2 separate regions of the Homo sapiens genome follow, and region 2 is linked to region 1. A link is a loop called in an ENCODE intact Hi-C map of the cell type or tissue named here. Cell type or tissue: endothelial cell of umbilical vein. All regions are shown on one strand. Each heading gives the region's core, and the rest is flanking DNA. Links, peaks and the distances in the headings are about the cores only.

Region 1 (8,272 bases), core at 1,528-6,527:
CAGATGTGCTGGCATACGCCTGTAATTCCAGCTATTTGGGAGGCTGAGGCAGGAGAATTGCTTGAACCTGGGAGGCAGAGGTTGCAGTGAGCCAAGCTCACACAACTGCACTCCAGCCTGAGTGACAAAGTGAGACTCCATCTCAAAAAACATAAATAATAAAATAGTAAAATAAAAATGTTAACTGACAGAGACAGAGCCTAGAGAGGTGACAATGCAATAACAATGCCAGAATGTTCTGAGAGAGGACAGGCAAACCCAGAGCTGGCCCTGACTCTGCAGCCCTGTACTCCTACGATCTACCTCTGCCCTCTCAGTCCCATCTCCTCAACATCTGTGTGAGGTTAGGCAAGTTATTTAACCCCTCTAAGTCTTAGCCTCCTCTTCTGTGACATGGGCATAGTAGTACCCCTCCAATGGGGTTGGAAAGGTCAGTGAATCCACATGGGTGAGACACCTTGGACAGCTCCTGGCACATAGACACCTCCCAGTAATACTAGCAGGTGTGAGGACTGGGATGACCCCTTCCCATTAAACCAGGCAGTTTCTCCTGGCTCATGCTGGGCGGCCCAAAAGTCCCCTCCTTAGGAAGCCACCTTAGATTCTGCCAACTGTGGTAACTTTGTCTGCACCTCAGTTATAGCTTTTATGACATAAAAATCATATGTTCAGGCTGGGTACGGTGGCTCACACCTATAATCCCAGAACTCTGGGGAGCTGAGGCCTGCAGATCACCTGAGGTTAGGAGTTCGAGACTAGCCTGGACAATATGGCAAAACCCCGTCTCTACTAAAACTACAAAAATTAGCTGGGCATGGTGGCAGCCGCCTGTAATCCCAGCTACTCAGAAGGCTGATGCAGGAGGATATCTTGAACCCAGGAGGTGGAGGCTGCAGTTAGCTGGGATTGTGCCACAGCACTCCAGCCTAGGCAACAAAGTGAGACTCCGTCTCAAAAAAAAAAAAAACAAAAAAACAAAAACCCAAAAAACTATGCATTTATGCTGGGCACAGTGGCTCATGCCTACAATGCCAGTACTTTGGGAGTCTGAGGCAGGAGGATCACTTGAGGCCAGGAGTTCAAGACCAGTCTGGCCAACATAGCAAGACCCTGTTATGTATGCATTCACCCTCCTGCCTCCCCTCCCAGGTCCTGAGCCCCTCAGGGGCAGGGGCCAGGTCTGACTCACCCTGGATCCCAGTAGCTGGCACAGAGATGGGCTCACTGAATGAATAAATGAACAAAAGTATGAATGACTGTCATGCCTGTGCAGACAGATGGTGCCCCATGCCATGACCTTGTTTACCCGACCTGCTGGGGCCCTGCCGTCAGCTGCTGTGTGGTCGGGGAATGCAGACATCCTTAAATACTGCTGAGCAGATTTTCCCGGCTTGCAGGATTGCATCAAGAGTCAGGGCGCAGACTCGAGGCTCAGGCTCCCGACTTCACTGATAACTTTAGGCAAGTTATTAACCTGGCCAACGCTCACTTGACCATTCTGAAGTGAGGGCTTTCTTGGGGTACTGTGAGAAAGAAGTGAGAGGAAGCTTGGTGCCTAGCACAAGTAAATACTTAATCAGTGTTAGGGCCAGGTGCAATGCCATGTACCTGTGACCGCAGCTACTTGGGTGGCCAAGGAGGGAGGGTTGCTTTGGCTTAGGAGTTTGAGACCAACCTGGGCAACATAGCGAGACCCCATCTCAAAAAAGACAATTAGGTACTGTGATTATTAATAATTATTTTTCAATCAACAAGCATTCAGCAGTGCCCAGCTTTTCTGTACCCTCAGAATCTTAAAACAAACAAACAAAAACAAAAAACAAAAAACCACCCATTGGGAAATGTTAGTTTTAGGGTTGAGTATCTCTTATTAAATTAAGGTTCTTTAGAGGCCAAGTGCAGCAGCTCACACCTATAATCCCAGCACTTTGGAAGGCTGAGGTGGGCAGATCACTTGAGGTCAGGAGTTCAAGACTAGCTTGGCCAACATGGTGAAACTCCGTCTCTACTAAAAATACAAAAATCAGCCGGGCGTGGTGGCACACGCCTGTAATCCCAGCTGCTCAGAAGGCTGAGGCAGGAGAATTGCTTGAACCTGGGAGGTGGAGGTTGCAGTGAGCTGATATCGTGCCACTGCACTCCAGCCTGGGTGACGGAATGAGACTCTGTCTCAAAAAATAAAAAATAGGCCGGGCACGGTGGCTCACACCTGTAATCTCAGCAAGGGGGGGCAGATCACCTGAGGTCAGGAGTTCGAGACCAGCCTGACCAACATGGAGAAACCCCGTCTCTACTAAAAATACAAAATTAGCTAGGTGTGGTGGCGCATGCCTGTAATCCCAGCTACTCGGGAGGCTGAGGCAGGAGAATCGCTTGAACCCAGGAGGCAGAGGTTGCTGTGAGTGGAGATCGCACCATTGCATCGCAGCCTGGGCAACAAGAGTGAAACTCCGTCTCAAAAAAAATAAAAAAAATACATAAAAAACAAATGGAGTCCTTTTTTTTTTTTTTGAGGCAGGGCCTCCCTCTGTCACCCAGGCTGGATGGAGTACAGTGGAGTGATCACAGCGACTTCAGCCTTGACCTCTCCAGCTCAAGTGATCCTCCCACCTCGGCCTCCCAAAGTGCTGGGATTGCAGGTGTGAGCTACCTTCTGTAGCCTAAGATTCTTTAATATGGATTTCATGGCAAACCAAATGTATAAACTTGGGCAAGTGACTTAATCTCTCTGAGCCTCAGTTTCCTCTTTTGTGTAAAGAATACATTTCCACAAATGGAAGGAATAATTGTACCAAACCTATAGGATTACTGGGTGGCCTTTGAGACTTAAGAAGGTAGGGGAGCAGATATCTGGGGTAAGTGGCTGGGTGTGGTGGCTCACACCTGTAATCCCAGCATTTTGGAAGGCCGAGGCGGGCAGATCACTTGAGGTCAAGAGTTCAAGACCAGCCTGGGCAACATGGTGAAACCCTGTCTCTAATAAAAATATAAAATTTAGGCCAGGTGCGATGGCTCATGCCTGTAATCCCAGCACTTTGGGAGGCCAAGGCAGGTGGATCACGAGGTCAGGAGTTCAAGATCAGCCAGGCCAACATGGTGAAACCCCATCTCTACTAAAAATACAAAAATTAGCCAGGTGCAATGGCAGGTGTCTGTAATCCCAGCTACTCGGGAGGCTGAGGCAGGACAATCACTTGAACCCAGGTGGCAGAGGTTACAGCGAGCTGAAATCGTGCCAATACACTCCAGCCTGGGCGACGGAGTGCGACTCCATCTCAAAATATATATATACATATATAAAATTTAGCCGGGTGTGATGGCGGTCACCTGTAATCTCAGCTACTTGGGAGGCTGAGGCATGAGAATCACTTGAACCCAGGAAGTGGAGGTTGCAGTGAGCTGAGATCATGCCACTGCACTCCAGCCTGGGTAACAGACTGAGACTCCATCTCAAAAAAAAAAAAAAATGTATGTGGTAAGAGCACTCCAGGCAGAAGGACTAGCCCATGCAAAGGTCCTGAGGCAGGAAGGTGCCCAGTTGTTCAAGAGCAGACACCAGTTAGCTGGAGCAGAGGGAGTGAGATGGGGCGGGGAGAAGACAAAGGTCTCTGCTAGCGGCTCAATCATGCAGGTCCTTGTGGGCTATTGTAAAGACTTTGGCTTTTACCATCTCACTGGATGAGAAGGGGGATTTGGACTGTTTTGAGCCAAGGAGCAACAAGATCTGAAGTTAGTTCCAACAGGATCCTGCCTTCTACTGTGTGGACAGGCTGATGTGAGCAAAGTTGAGAGCAGGCTACTGAGATAGTCCCAGTGAGGTTAATGACTTGGACCAGGGTTGGGGCAGTAGAGGCAGTGAAAGTGGTCAGGTTCTGGAAATGGTCTGAGTATTTGCTGGTGCATTGGAGAGTTTCACGTAATTCTTGTGCAGATTCAGCAAGAGAGTTTGCCGGCATGCTTTGCACAGCCCCTGGTACCCAGTAAGGCGATTATTAGCATTGGTGCTTGCTGGAATCAGATATTCCAGAATATTCTGTCACAGCTCATCGTTGCCCTCTTCTTTTCTGTGGGTAAACTGAGGCAGAAACTCAGGCTGGGTGGAACTCTGCAGCCTCAGCTGGAGACCTCGTCTGGCCAAGGACTGTGGGGACACAGGCCCTCTAGGCTGCCACCTCATGGTCCCAGCAGAGGGCACCAGAACTGCACAGAAAGTCTCACTACCCAAGTGTCTGAGCCAGGCCAGACTGTGCTAGCCAGACCTGCCCGGGGTTCATTCACTGACCTTTATTGAGCACCTACTGTATGCCCAGCCCCAAACCTGGCTCTGCTCATGGAAAGAACTTCAGTGGAAACAGGTCCTGGGATGAACAAGGGCCTGGCCTGGCCTGGTGATGCCACTATTTCCTTAAGAGGAGAGTGGACATTCCGGATTATTGTCGGGGGAGTCTCATTTCTGCTGCTGTAACAAAATACCACAGACTGGGTCATTTAGAAACCATAGAAACTGATTTCGTACTGTTCTAGAGGCTGGGAAGTCCCAGATCAAGGTGCCAGCAGGTTTGGTGTCGTGAGGGCCACTCTCTGCTTCCAAGATGGTCCCTCCTTGCTGTGTCCTCTGGAGGGGAAGACTGCTGTGTCCTCACGCTGCAGAAGGTGGAAGGGCGAGAGATGGCAAACCAGGCTTACAAGCCCTTTGAAAAGGGCCCTCATCCCATCCTGGAGAGCTCTGCCCTATCACATTGGCGATTATGTTTCAATATGTAAATTTTGGGAGATGCATTCAGACCACAGGAGGAAGGGAAAAGAAAGAGCCCCCAGGTTGAAAGCCAGTTTAGGTTTGAGTCCCAGCCTTTCCCCTTGCTGTGTGACCTGGAGTAAATTCCTCAGCCTCTGTGAGTCTCCCATTCCACCCCAGGATTGTTGTGAAAACACAGTAAGGCAAGCGGGTAAGAAAGCACCCAGCAAGGTGTCAAGTGCCCCACCAGGAGGGGTGGGGTGGCAATTTCCAGCATTGCTTGGAACCAGAATAGCAACGTCTTCTGAGGTTCCAGAATTTGGACTCTGAACCCATTGAGAAGAATGAAATCAACTTTGGCGTCAATCAGCCACTGATTGCCATGTGGCCTGGACGAGTCATCTCATTCAACTTCACTTTCAGCCGGACGCTGTGACTCAGGCCTGTAACCCCAGCACTTTGGGAAGCTGAGGTGGGTGGATCGCTTGAGCCCAGGAGTTAGAGACCAGCCTGGGCAACCTAGCGAAACCTCGTCTCTACAAAAAAATACAAAAAATTAGCTAGGCCTGGTGGCGTGTGCCTGTAGTCCCGGCTACTCAGGAGTCTGAGGTGGGAAGATCCACTGAGCCCAGGAGGTTGAGGCTGCACTCCAGCCTGGGCGACAGGAGTGAAACCCTGTCTCAAAAAGTTAAAAAAAAAAAAAAAAAGGAAAATATTTTAGAAAAAGAAAAACAAATTAATTTTTCTCATTTGTAAAATGGGGGTGATTCCAGGGCCTGCTCCAAAGGGAATGAAACAAAGTTCAGGAGCGGTGGCTCATACCTATAATCCCAGTACTTTGGGAGGCCAAGGTAGGAGGATTGCTTCAACCCAGGAGGTTGAGACCAGCTTGGGCCACATAGTGAGACCCCTGTCTCTACAAAAAAAAAAAAAAAAAAATTAGCCTGGCATGGTGGCACATGCCTGTATTCCCTACTCAGGAGGCTGAGACAGGAGGATCACCTGAGCCCAGGAGTTTGATGCTGCAGTGAGCTATGATTACACCACTGCACTCCAGCCCGGGGGACACAGCGAGACCCTGTCTCAAAAAACAAGAGAATGAAGCATCCTGCAGGAGCCCTGGCTCGATGCCTGGTAGCCACTATAAATAAAGAAGAACCAGCAGGCTGTGTGGATGCAAGGCCCAGTGCTCCCCTGTTCTCTGAGGAGGGGGGCATTAAGCACCCTGGGGCCCCACGATGGGCAGCAAGAGTTTGCCGAGGGAGGAAAGCCCACCGGTGGAGTGGGCAGAGGGGTTGGTGTGTGGACTTCTGGAGCCTCAGGAGGAAGGGTGCGGGTTCCCCTGGCTGCAGACGTCCCTGAGGCTGCCCTGCCTCCCCCAGGAGAGACCTTCCTGCCCTACTACACGGGCCGCGCCATTGATGGCATCGTCATCCAGAAAAGCATGGATCAGTTCAGCACGGCTGTCGTCATCGTGTGCCTGCTGGCCATTGGCAGGTAGCTGGCTCAACCCCCACGCCCTGCCCCGCACACCCCGACCTGCACCAGGGAGGGAAGGGAGGGCCTGTTCCTAAGGAAGACAGGGGCCAGGGAGGCCCTGGAAATGCCCCTGGTGGGCCTGTCCCTCAGCTGGTCACCCTGGGAACCGGCTTCCACACTGTCTTAGAGCACCCTAGAACCACACCCTCTGGTCCCTGAAAAGGGCTTCAGTCCTCAGGGTTCCCTGCTCACCCTCCCTGGCTGTTTTCCAAGTAGGAATCTGGTCCCAAACAGAACCGGCTTTGTCTGAGCTGTTCTGGAAGGAAGAGGGTCTGGCTGGCACATTTGGGTCTCTTGTCCCACAACTGTCCCCTTTGCCCTCACCTTGAGGGGGGCTCCCACTGGGAATGAGGGGGACCCCGCAGGGATGCCAGCCCTGGAGTGGGGCTGCGGTGGGGCTCCCAGGCCTGCCGGCAGCGGGAGGGGGCAGCCGGGTGTGGTCACTGGTCTGGAAGGACATCGTGCTATAATATCTCTTATCTGCAATTAGCTCATTTGCCGCAGGTATTCGGGGCGGCATTTTTACCCTCATATTTGCCAGACTGAACATTCGCCTTCGAAACTGTCTCTTCCGCTCACTGGTGTCCCAGGAGACAAGCTTCTTTGATGAGAACCGCACAGGTTGGTCCTTCCAGTGCCCTAGGTGTCCTGGGGGCTGGGCCCCACCCCTGTGGGCTTGCCTGGCACTGAGGAATGAAATGGGCGTGTGGGTGGTCTCAGCCCTCTGTCTTCTCCTCCTGCTGTTAGTTCAGGCTGGGAACACCCTGGGCTTGGCCTGTGTCCTGGGAGCTGGCTTGCTCACTGAGGTTTTGGTGTGGGCTGCGGCCTCTGTGGGGCCCAGGCCAGGCCACCCGAGGTCCCTGCAGGAGCCAAGGCCTTGCTTTCCATTGCCCCATGGAAACCACCAGGTCCAGGACTACCCACGCCTGTGGCCGACAGAGACCCTGCTCCCATGGGGGTCAGCAGGTGAGGGCCAGGGGCCACAACGGGGAAGACGATAGAATATCCACCAAGATCCAAGCTCTGAGAGACACCGGCCTGGGTCGAAGCCCTGGTTCCTCCACTCACGAACTTCACCTCTCTGATCCTCTGTTTTCTTGTCTGTAAAATGGGAACACGGATAGTAGCCACCCCATGGGGTCCTTACACAGCTCTTAGCACAATGTCCAACTTAGGTAAGAAGTGTCTGCGCTTTCCTGCCCGCCACCAGCCAGGTTGTTATTTCCCTAGAAGGGAAGAGGAGTTACCCCCTCTGCCAGTGACAGGGAGGAGACATGGGTTTGAAGTCTGGCTCAGTCACGGACAGGCTGTGTGACTCTACGGGGGCCTTCCTGTTCTGAGCCCCAGCCTCCTCCGCTGTACAGCGGGATGTCATGAAGCTTAAGCAAGATGCTGATGACTGGGATTGGCTCAGAGTAGCCCTCGAGGGGTATCTGCTCTTCTCCCCCACCCCCCAACCCCGCCCACAGGTAGGGAGGCCCGGCTTCCCAGTGTCTGTCTCAGAGGCCCCTTAGCATCCCCCACCGCCACCCCCAAGGCCCGGGTTGCTGTGGTGAGAGCTGAGCCGCGTGTGTTCCAGGGGACCTCATCTCCCGCCTGACCTCGGACACCACCATGGTCAGCGACCTGGTCTCCCAGAACATCAATGTCTTCCTGCGGAACACAGTCAAGGTCACGGGCGTGGTGGTCTTCATGTTCAGCCTCTCATGGCAGCTCTCCTTGGTCACCTTCATGGGCTTCCCCATCATCATGATGGTGTCCAACATCTACGGCAAGTACTACAAGGTAGGCCTGCCCTGTCTCTGCTGGGGACTGTGCACCCTGGCAGCCCCCAAACATCCCCTTAGGAGGGGCTCAGGGGGCCACTAAGGGCTAGTGAAGGACAGGTCTTGAGGCTGTGTTTGCATTCATTCATTCATTTCTTCGCTCATTCAATAAATAATTATTGACCACCTGCTATGTCCCAGGCACTGGGATACATCAGTGAAAAAGACAAGG
Region 2 (7,824 bases), core at 1,293-6,292, 290 kb before region 1:
ACAATTCTAGACACTTTTAGTATCTCCTGGAGCTTTGGCCCTACTCCAATGACTGCTAAAAATGACAAACACACCCATGGTTCCACTTCCCCAAAGGCCAAAAAAATACGAATTGGATTTCAGTGTTTGTGATACAGAGTAATCCAAAGTCTTTAGGGAACAATAAAAGCAGCTCAAATTATAGCTCATTGTGACATGAAAAAAGAGAAAAAGAAAAATGGTACAGAGAAGTGCTAGTAAGAGGAAACCAGCAGTCATGACAGCTCTGCCCCAGTTCCCTTCTTCAAACGTGAGCTTCGGCGTAGGGCTGGCGCTCTACCCTGACTCCCTAGGCTCTACTTTTCCTTTGATGATGGCTTCTGCACTAAATGGCTGATCGCAGTTAAGGTGAAAGCTCCTGTCATTGCTTCAGTCCCTTCCAACTTGGTTAAGTTCAGAGATAACAGGTCTAAGGAATTTACAAAAGGGAACATTAATTTGTGCAAGAATATTTAAAACATCTATTGAGTATCAGGCATGGGCTTCAGAGAGCCTAAAGAGTCTGTAGCATAAAAGAGAAATGAAGACAAGCACAAACAGGATACATGTGATAGCTGAGGATGGATAACATACTATAGAGCAGTGGTTCTCAAACTTTCTATGCCCCTCATCCTCCTGGAGAGCTTGCTGTCAGGATTTGAAACCTATGTGCTACTGAGTGGCGTTCTTCATGACTGGATCTGGTCAGCACACCCCTCCTCCAGCTTCCAAATTCAACTCAAACCAAGACAGACTATCTGCAGGGATGGCATGTTCAACTCTGCAACAAGGCCTGTGGCCGGAGCAAACAAGATAATAGCCTACAGTCCCAGCTACTTGGGAGGCTGAGGTGGGAGGATTGCTTGAGCCCAGAAGCTGTCTCCAGCCTGTGCAACATAGGGAGACCTCATCTCTAAAAAACAAAATAGGCTGGGCATGGTGGTTCGTGCCTGTAATCCCAGCACTTTGGGAGGCTGAAGTAGGTGGATCACCTGAGGTCAGGAATTCGAGACCATCCTGGCCAACATGGTGAAACCCCGTCTCTACTAAAAATACAAAAAATTAGCTGGGGGTGGTAGTGGGCACCTGTAGTCCCAGCTACTTGGGAGGACTGAGGCAGGAGAATTGCTTGAACCCGGGAGGCAGAGGTTGTAGTGAGCCGAGATCACGCCATTGCGCTCCAGCCTGGGCGAAGACTGAAGGAGCGAGACTCTGTCTCAAAAAACAACAACAACAAAAAACAGTAAAATAAAAAATACAATAAAAAATAAAATAATGCTGGGTGTGATGGCTCACACCTGAAATCCCAGCATATTGGGAGGCTGAGGTGGGAGGAGCCCATGAAGCTGGGAGTTCATGATCAGCTTGGGCAACATAGTGAGACTCCATCTCTTTTATTAAAAAAAAAACAAAAACAAAAAAAAAACAACCCCAAATAAAAGCCTAGATGTAGGAGGTGATGCTGTGTCATCAACAGCTCTCACTTTGGAGAGAAGTAAAGAGGATGGTAATGCCTTTCATTTCGTGTCTCTGAAAAGGTTAAAGGATATTTGAGGCTGGGTGTGGTGGCTCACACCTGTAATCCTAGCACTTTGGGAGGCTAAGGTGGGCAGATTACCTGAGGTCAGGAGTTCAAGACCAGTCTGGCCAACATGGTGAAATCCCATCTCTACTAAAAATACAAAAAATTAGCTGGGTGCAGTGGTGTGCTGAGGCTGAGGCAGGAGAATCGCTTCAACTCGGGAGTCGGAGGTTGTGGTGAGCCAAGATCACGCCACTGCACTCCAGCCTGGGGTACAGAGTGAGACTTTTTCTCAAAAAAAAAAAAAAAAAAAAAAAAGGTCAATAAAATAAAGGATATTTAATCTATTTTCAGGAAAGCATGAGATGTCAATCTCTGGACCTGCCTTCTGGACGCCATTTATCTAAAATTCACTGTTTGTTTTTTTTTTTTGAAAGGTAAAGCACTAGTTTACCTTAGCTACAACTTTCATGGTATATAAACCTTGCAGAAACTTCATTAAAACTAACTGAAGGAACAGGTGCGGAGACTAACTGAAACAGTGTGCTTTACGAAGATTGTTAAAGTACTCACCAGCCAGTCTCCCCATGCAAACTTTAATGTGCATACAAATCACCTGGGAGTCTTGTGACTTGTGATGCTGGTTCACTAGGTCTGGGGCGAGGCCTGAGGCTCTGCATTTCTTCTTCTTTTTTTTTTAGACGGAGTCTCCGTCACCCTGACTGCTCACTGCAACCTCCGCCTCCCGGGTTCTAGCAATTCTCCTGCCTCAGCATCCCAAGTAGCTGGGATTACAGGTGCCCACCACCACGTCCAGCTTTTTTTTTTTTTTTTTTGTATTTTTAATAGAGATGGGGTTTCACCGTGTTGGTCAGGGTGGTCTCGAACTCCTGACCTCAGATGATCCACAAGCCTCAGCCTCTCAAAGTGCTGGGATTACAGGCGTGAGCCACCTTGCCCGGCGAGGCTCTGCATTTCTAACCAGCTCACAGATGAGGCTGTTGCTGCTGGTCCAGGCCCCACACCCCATGGCAAGGCTAAGTGCTTTAAACAAGGATGCTGCTAGTATTCTGGCACATAGGACTGTTCATTGCTTGATGAGATCCCTGGGATCATGATGGCAATGGTGAAGGCTGAGAAGGTGTAAAGGAGTGTGATGGGAGGGCAAGGAAATCGTCCCAAGAAAAGAATTAAACAAATACTGATTTGAGCTAGCAGAGATGGTGACATGGAAACAAGGAGATTGGGAAACTGGGTCATCTGGGGGAAAAAAAAATAAAAAATGTCACCTCTGTTGTGTTAATGTTCTAGAACAGTGGTGTCCAATAGAAACTAACGCTACTGGGCTGGGCGCGGTAGCTCACGCCTGTAATCCCAGCACTTTGGGAGGCCAAGGCGGGCAGATCATGAGGTCAGGAGATCGAGACCATCCTGGCTAACACGGTGAAACCCCGTCTCTACTAAAAATACAAAAAATTAGCTGGGCATGGTTGCACGTAGCTGTAGTCCCAGCTACTTGGGAGGCTGAGGCAGGAGAATCGCTTGAACCTGGGAGGTGGAGATTGCGGTGAGCCGAGATTGCGCCATTGCACTCTAGCCTGGCAACAGAGTGAAACTCTGTCTCAAAAAAACAAACAAAAAAACAAAACTAATGCTACCCACATGTGAAATTCTAAATTTTCTAGTAGTTACATTAGAAATAATAAATGATGAAATGTATATTTAACCCAATATATCAAAACTATTATTTCCACACGTGATCAACGTTTTATTATTTTGAGACCAGTCTGGCTCCATCACCCAGGCTGGAGTATAGTGGCGCCATCTCAGCTCACTGCAATCTCTGCCTTCCAGGCTCTAGCCATCCTCTCACCGCAGCCTCCTGAGTAGTTGGAACTACAGGCATGTACCAGCATGCCTGGCTAATTTTTGGATTTTTTGTAGAGACGGGGTTTCACCATGTTGCTGTGGCTGGTCTGGAACTCAAACTCAAGCGATCTGCCTTCCTCAGCCTTCCAAAGTGCTGGGATTACAGGTGTGAGCCACTGCACCCAGCCAATATTTTAAAATTGAGATATTCTTTTTTCCCCCTAAATATGAAGGCTTCAAATTCTAGGTTATGGTCATACTTACAGAACATCTCAGTTTGGGCCACATGTGCTGGTGGCTACTTTATGGGACAATGTAGCTCTAGAATCTTGCTACCCAAAGTGTGGTCCACATAGTGGCAAAAGCACCACGTGGAGGATGGTTAGGAATGAAGATTTCAGGCCCTGCTCTGACCTACCAAATGAGAACCTGCAGCCTAACAAGATCCTCAGGTGATGCAGAGGCACATAAAATTTGACAAGCATTGTTCCAGAACACAGGAATCAGCAAGTTCTTCTGATTGCTAGGACAGACACTTTTAAAAGCTTTTCTTTTTCTTTTCTAAAAAAGTAGAGATGGGGTTTCATCATGTTGCCCAGTCTGGTCTCAAACTCCTGAGCTCAAGCAATCTGCCTGCCTCGGTCTCAAAAAGTGCTGGGATTACAGTCATGAGCCACCATGCCCAGCATGTTTCTTATTTATATGACATTTAAGAAACTGAGACAAGAATTCAGGAGGGCTGATTACCTGCTTATTCCGTCTTGTCTCTTCCTTAAGAAGGAGATGAAACCATAGGTCTCAAAACAATGACCTAATAAACAGTTAAGGGCCAAACAACATTGAGCTTAAACAGACCAACGTGCAATGTTGCTGCTTTGAAAAGACAAAACGGCCAGCAGGTGGTGCCAGAAGCTAAGTGAGGGGAAAATGATTTTCTGACAAATGCTTAATAATAATAATTCATGTTTCAAAAATGTGTTTTGGGGCTGGGTGTGGTGGCTCATGACTGTAATCCTAGCACTTTGGGAGGCTGAGGGTGGATTGCCTGAGCTCAGGAGTTCCAGACCAGCCTGGGCAACATGGTGAAACCCCCTCTGTACTAAAATACAAAAAATTAGCCAGATGTGGTGGTGTGCACCTGTAGTCCCGGCTACTCGGGAGGCTGCAGCAGAATAATGGATTCAACCTGGCAGGCAGAGGTTGCAGTGGGCTGAGGTCACACCACTGCACTCCACCCTGGGTGACAGAGTGAGACTCCGTCTCAAAAAAAAAAAAAGTGTTTTGGTGCTGTCTGTAAAATGGTAGTTAAAAAGAAAGTAGCATTTCCCTGTCTTTCACATCCTCCTGTTAGCTCATCCTCCTGCTGTAGGTATCTGAAATCCTTAAGGGCTGAAACCTCTCAAATGGAACCAGTGAGTATTGCTGGTAAGGCTTGAAACAGACCATGCCATTTCCTAGACTTGGGGTTTTACGCTGAAGATAAAGCACCCTTCACTCACAGTAAGTGTTTGCAGATAGTTATTTCTCAAACAAGGAAAGCATAATAGATTGAGCAGGAAATGCAGAGCTGTAGTCTTTGATTTTGGCGGACGGGAGGAAAAAGAGACTACTCTAGGTCTGGTCTAAATTTAACAGGCTTAATGCTTGAATGCTTAATGCTGCAGAATTCAAGAGATAGCTAATGAAGTAAAGAGGAAAACATTCACTTCACACAATCCCAACATCTCGTTCATTTTTATTTTATTTTTGAGCCGGAGTTTCGCTTGTCACCCAGGCTAGAGTGCAATGGCGTGATCTTGGCTCACTGCAACCTCTGCCTCCCAGGTTCAAGTGATTCTCCTGTCTCAGCCTCCTGAGTATCTGGGACTACAGGCACCTGCCATCATGCCCGGCTAATTTTGTATTTTTAGTAGAGGCGGGGGTTTCTCCTGACATCAGGTGATGCGCCTGCCTTGGCCTCCCGTAGTCCTGGGATTACAGGCGTGAGCCACAGTGCCTGGCCCCGTTTATTTTTTTTTAAGCAGAAAACTTTGAATCCACAGAATTACACCTGTGCTATTTGTGTGTATCATATTTCTTCTATTTTTTTTTTTAGCCGGAGTCTCACTCTGTCACCCAGCCTGGACTGCAGTGGCGCAATCTCAGCTCACTGCAACCTCCGCCTTCCAGATTCAAGCAATTCTCCTGCCTCAGCCTCCCAAGTAGCTGGGACTACAGGCGCATGCCGCCACGCTTGGCTAATTTTTTGTATTTTTAGTAGAGATGGGGATTCACCGTGTTTCTCAGGCTGGTGTTGAACTCCTGACCTCAGGCGATCCGCCCGCCTCGGCCTCTCAAAGTGCTGAGAGGTGTGAGCCACCGCGCCCGGCCCCATATTTGTTCTATTTATGGCATCTAACGGGAACTTTATAATTTATCAACTACACTATTAAAACAGAAACACATTAAAAAAGCAGGAATAACAACACTGTATATTTTCTTCCAAAAGTCTCAAAGCCTATATTTCTATTAACGATGCCTTGTGTTTGTTTAGGACTTAAACATATACAAACCAAAGCAGTTTCTTCTTCTTTTTTTTTTTTTTGAGACAGGGTCTCCCTCTGTCACCCAAGTGGAGTGCAGTGGCATAAAAATGGCTCAGTGCAGCCTTGACCTCCTGGGCTCAAGCAAGCTTCTTTGCCTCAGCCTCCCCAGTAGCTGGGGCCACAGGTGTGTACCACCATACCTGGCTAGTTTTTAATTTTTTGTAGAGATGGGGTCTTGCCATGTTGCCCAGGCAGGTCTCGAACTCATGGGCTCAAGCAATCCTCCTGCCTCAGCCTCCCAAAGTGATGGGATTACAGGCGTGAGCCACCACGTGCAGCTGCAAAGCACTTTCAAATACATTATTGTATTTAATACAAATAAAGAAAATAAGAGATGCACACTTCCTGATTATCTCAGTAAGACCTATCTTGGAAACCATTAGGTTTTCAATTTTTGAAACTAAATTATCCTTTCTACACCTTGTTTCATTACCTTTCATATCTCCAGATCTTTTTCCAGTTTCTTAGGCAATGTTAGCTCCTTTTCCTTAACTTTTTCTGTTTTAAGTTTTTATTTATTTATTTTTTTGAGACGAGTCTCACTCTGTTGCCCAGGCTGGAGTGCAGTGGCACCATCTTGGCTCACTACAACCTTTGCCTCCCGGGTTCCAGCGATTCTCCTGCTTCAGCCTCCCAAGTAGCTGGGATTATAGGCACCAGCCACCACGCCCAGCTAATTTTTGTATTCTTAGCCCAGATGGGGTTTCACCATGTTGGCCAGGCTGGTCTCGAACTCCTGACCTCAAGCGATCCGCTTGCCTCGGCCTCCCGAAGTGCTGGGAGTACAGGCATGAGCCACCACGCCCGGCCAACTTTCTCTTTTTAAAAAGACTAGTCAAGTACAGTAGAGAAGGGGGAAAGAGTAGAACAAGAAGTTTGATCTGTGACTGTGAACAATTAATTAAGATAACTCACTACCAGGCCGAGCGCGGTGGCTCACGCCTGTAATCCCAGCACCGTGGGAGGCCGAGGCAGGTGGATCATGAGGTCAGGAGATCGAGACCAACCTGGCTAACACGGTGAAACCCCATCTCTACTAAAAATACAAAAAAAAAAAAAATTAGCTGGGCCTGGTGGCAGGCACCTGTAGTCTCAGCTACTAGGGAGGCTAAGGCAGGAGAATGGCGTGAACCTGGGGGGCGGAGCTTGCAGTGAGCTGAGCTCTGTCACACACACACACACAAAACTCACTACGTTTGGACCAGCCTGACTTTCTGTATTTGACGACTCCTCTCATTTTTTCTTTTGTCCCAAAAAGGCCTTCCTGCCAAGGATTGCGAGCTCTGTGGCCAACAGACCTGCGTTCAATGTCTCAATGCCACAATTTACTTACTGGGTAACTTTGGCTCTAATTCCTCATCTGTAGAATGGAGATACTACTACCTAGAGTGCGAACAAAATCATACATGTTGCCATAAATGTAAAGTACTTAGTGGTCACTAAATGGGAGCATGTCAGATCTCTCAACTACAAGGCTGAGGAACTTTGGAATGACACACCACATACACTGTTGTCTTATGACACAAACCCAGTCTGGGAACTGATTATTTCATCGGCCTTTGTTTTAGAGCTTAGGGTGAAAAGGCATCTACAACAGTGGCTTGTAAATTATTTTACTTGGTATGGTCCAATTTAAGAAGTACTTGATAAGCCATGACATTACTGAAAACATGTTATTTGGTGGGATCATAATTCTGGTCTGTGAAATCAGGTACTAAGGAGATCACTGTGATGCCAAAAATATAGCCTGACTTCCCAGCAGGTTCACACTGAAAGATAAAACCATCTTCAATGAAGTAAGTCCTGGTTTAAACATAAAATATCTTTTGG

What was found. Peaks named below come from ENCODE experiments on the same cell type or tissue, not always from the same donor. Only the 100,000 strongest peaks of a DNase experiment are listed, where the experiment ranks them.
Region 2: it touches region 1 in a loop (8-fold over the local background); 13 of 110 quality-filtered maps call a loop at or near these places.

Annotation. Positions count from the first base shown.
Region 1 is chr12:122,948,411-122,956,682 of GRCh38, reverse strand. ABCB9 (ATP binding cassette subfamily B member 9) reads left to right here. Exons shown (of 12, transcript NM_019625.4): 3 at 6,118-6,232; 4 at 6,765-6,895; 5 at 7,854-8,059. Among named protein-coding and RNA genes, the nearest start is that of ABCB9, 14 kb to the left of the region's middle. In endothelial cell of umbilical vein, for the core only: a CTCF peak has its summit at 4,189 (motif pointing right); DNase peaks (open chromatin) are centred at 4,202 and 5,142; H3K27ac peaks cover 1,166 bases.
Region 2 is chr12:123,234,762-123,242,585 of GRCh38, reverse strand. All of the region lies in intron 1 of MTRFR (mitochondrial translation release factor in rescue), which reads right to left. It also overlaps a transcript of MPHOSPH9 not described here. Among named protein-coding and RNA genes, the nearest start is that of MTRFR, 5.2 kb to the right of the region's middle. RefSeq lists enhancers at 4,212-4,411, 5,022-5,071. In endothelial cell of umbilical vein, for the core only: a CTCF peak has its summit at 4,293 (motif pointing right); a DNase peak (open chromatin) is centred at 4,305.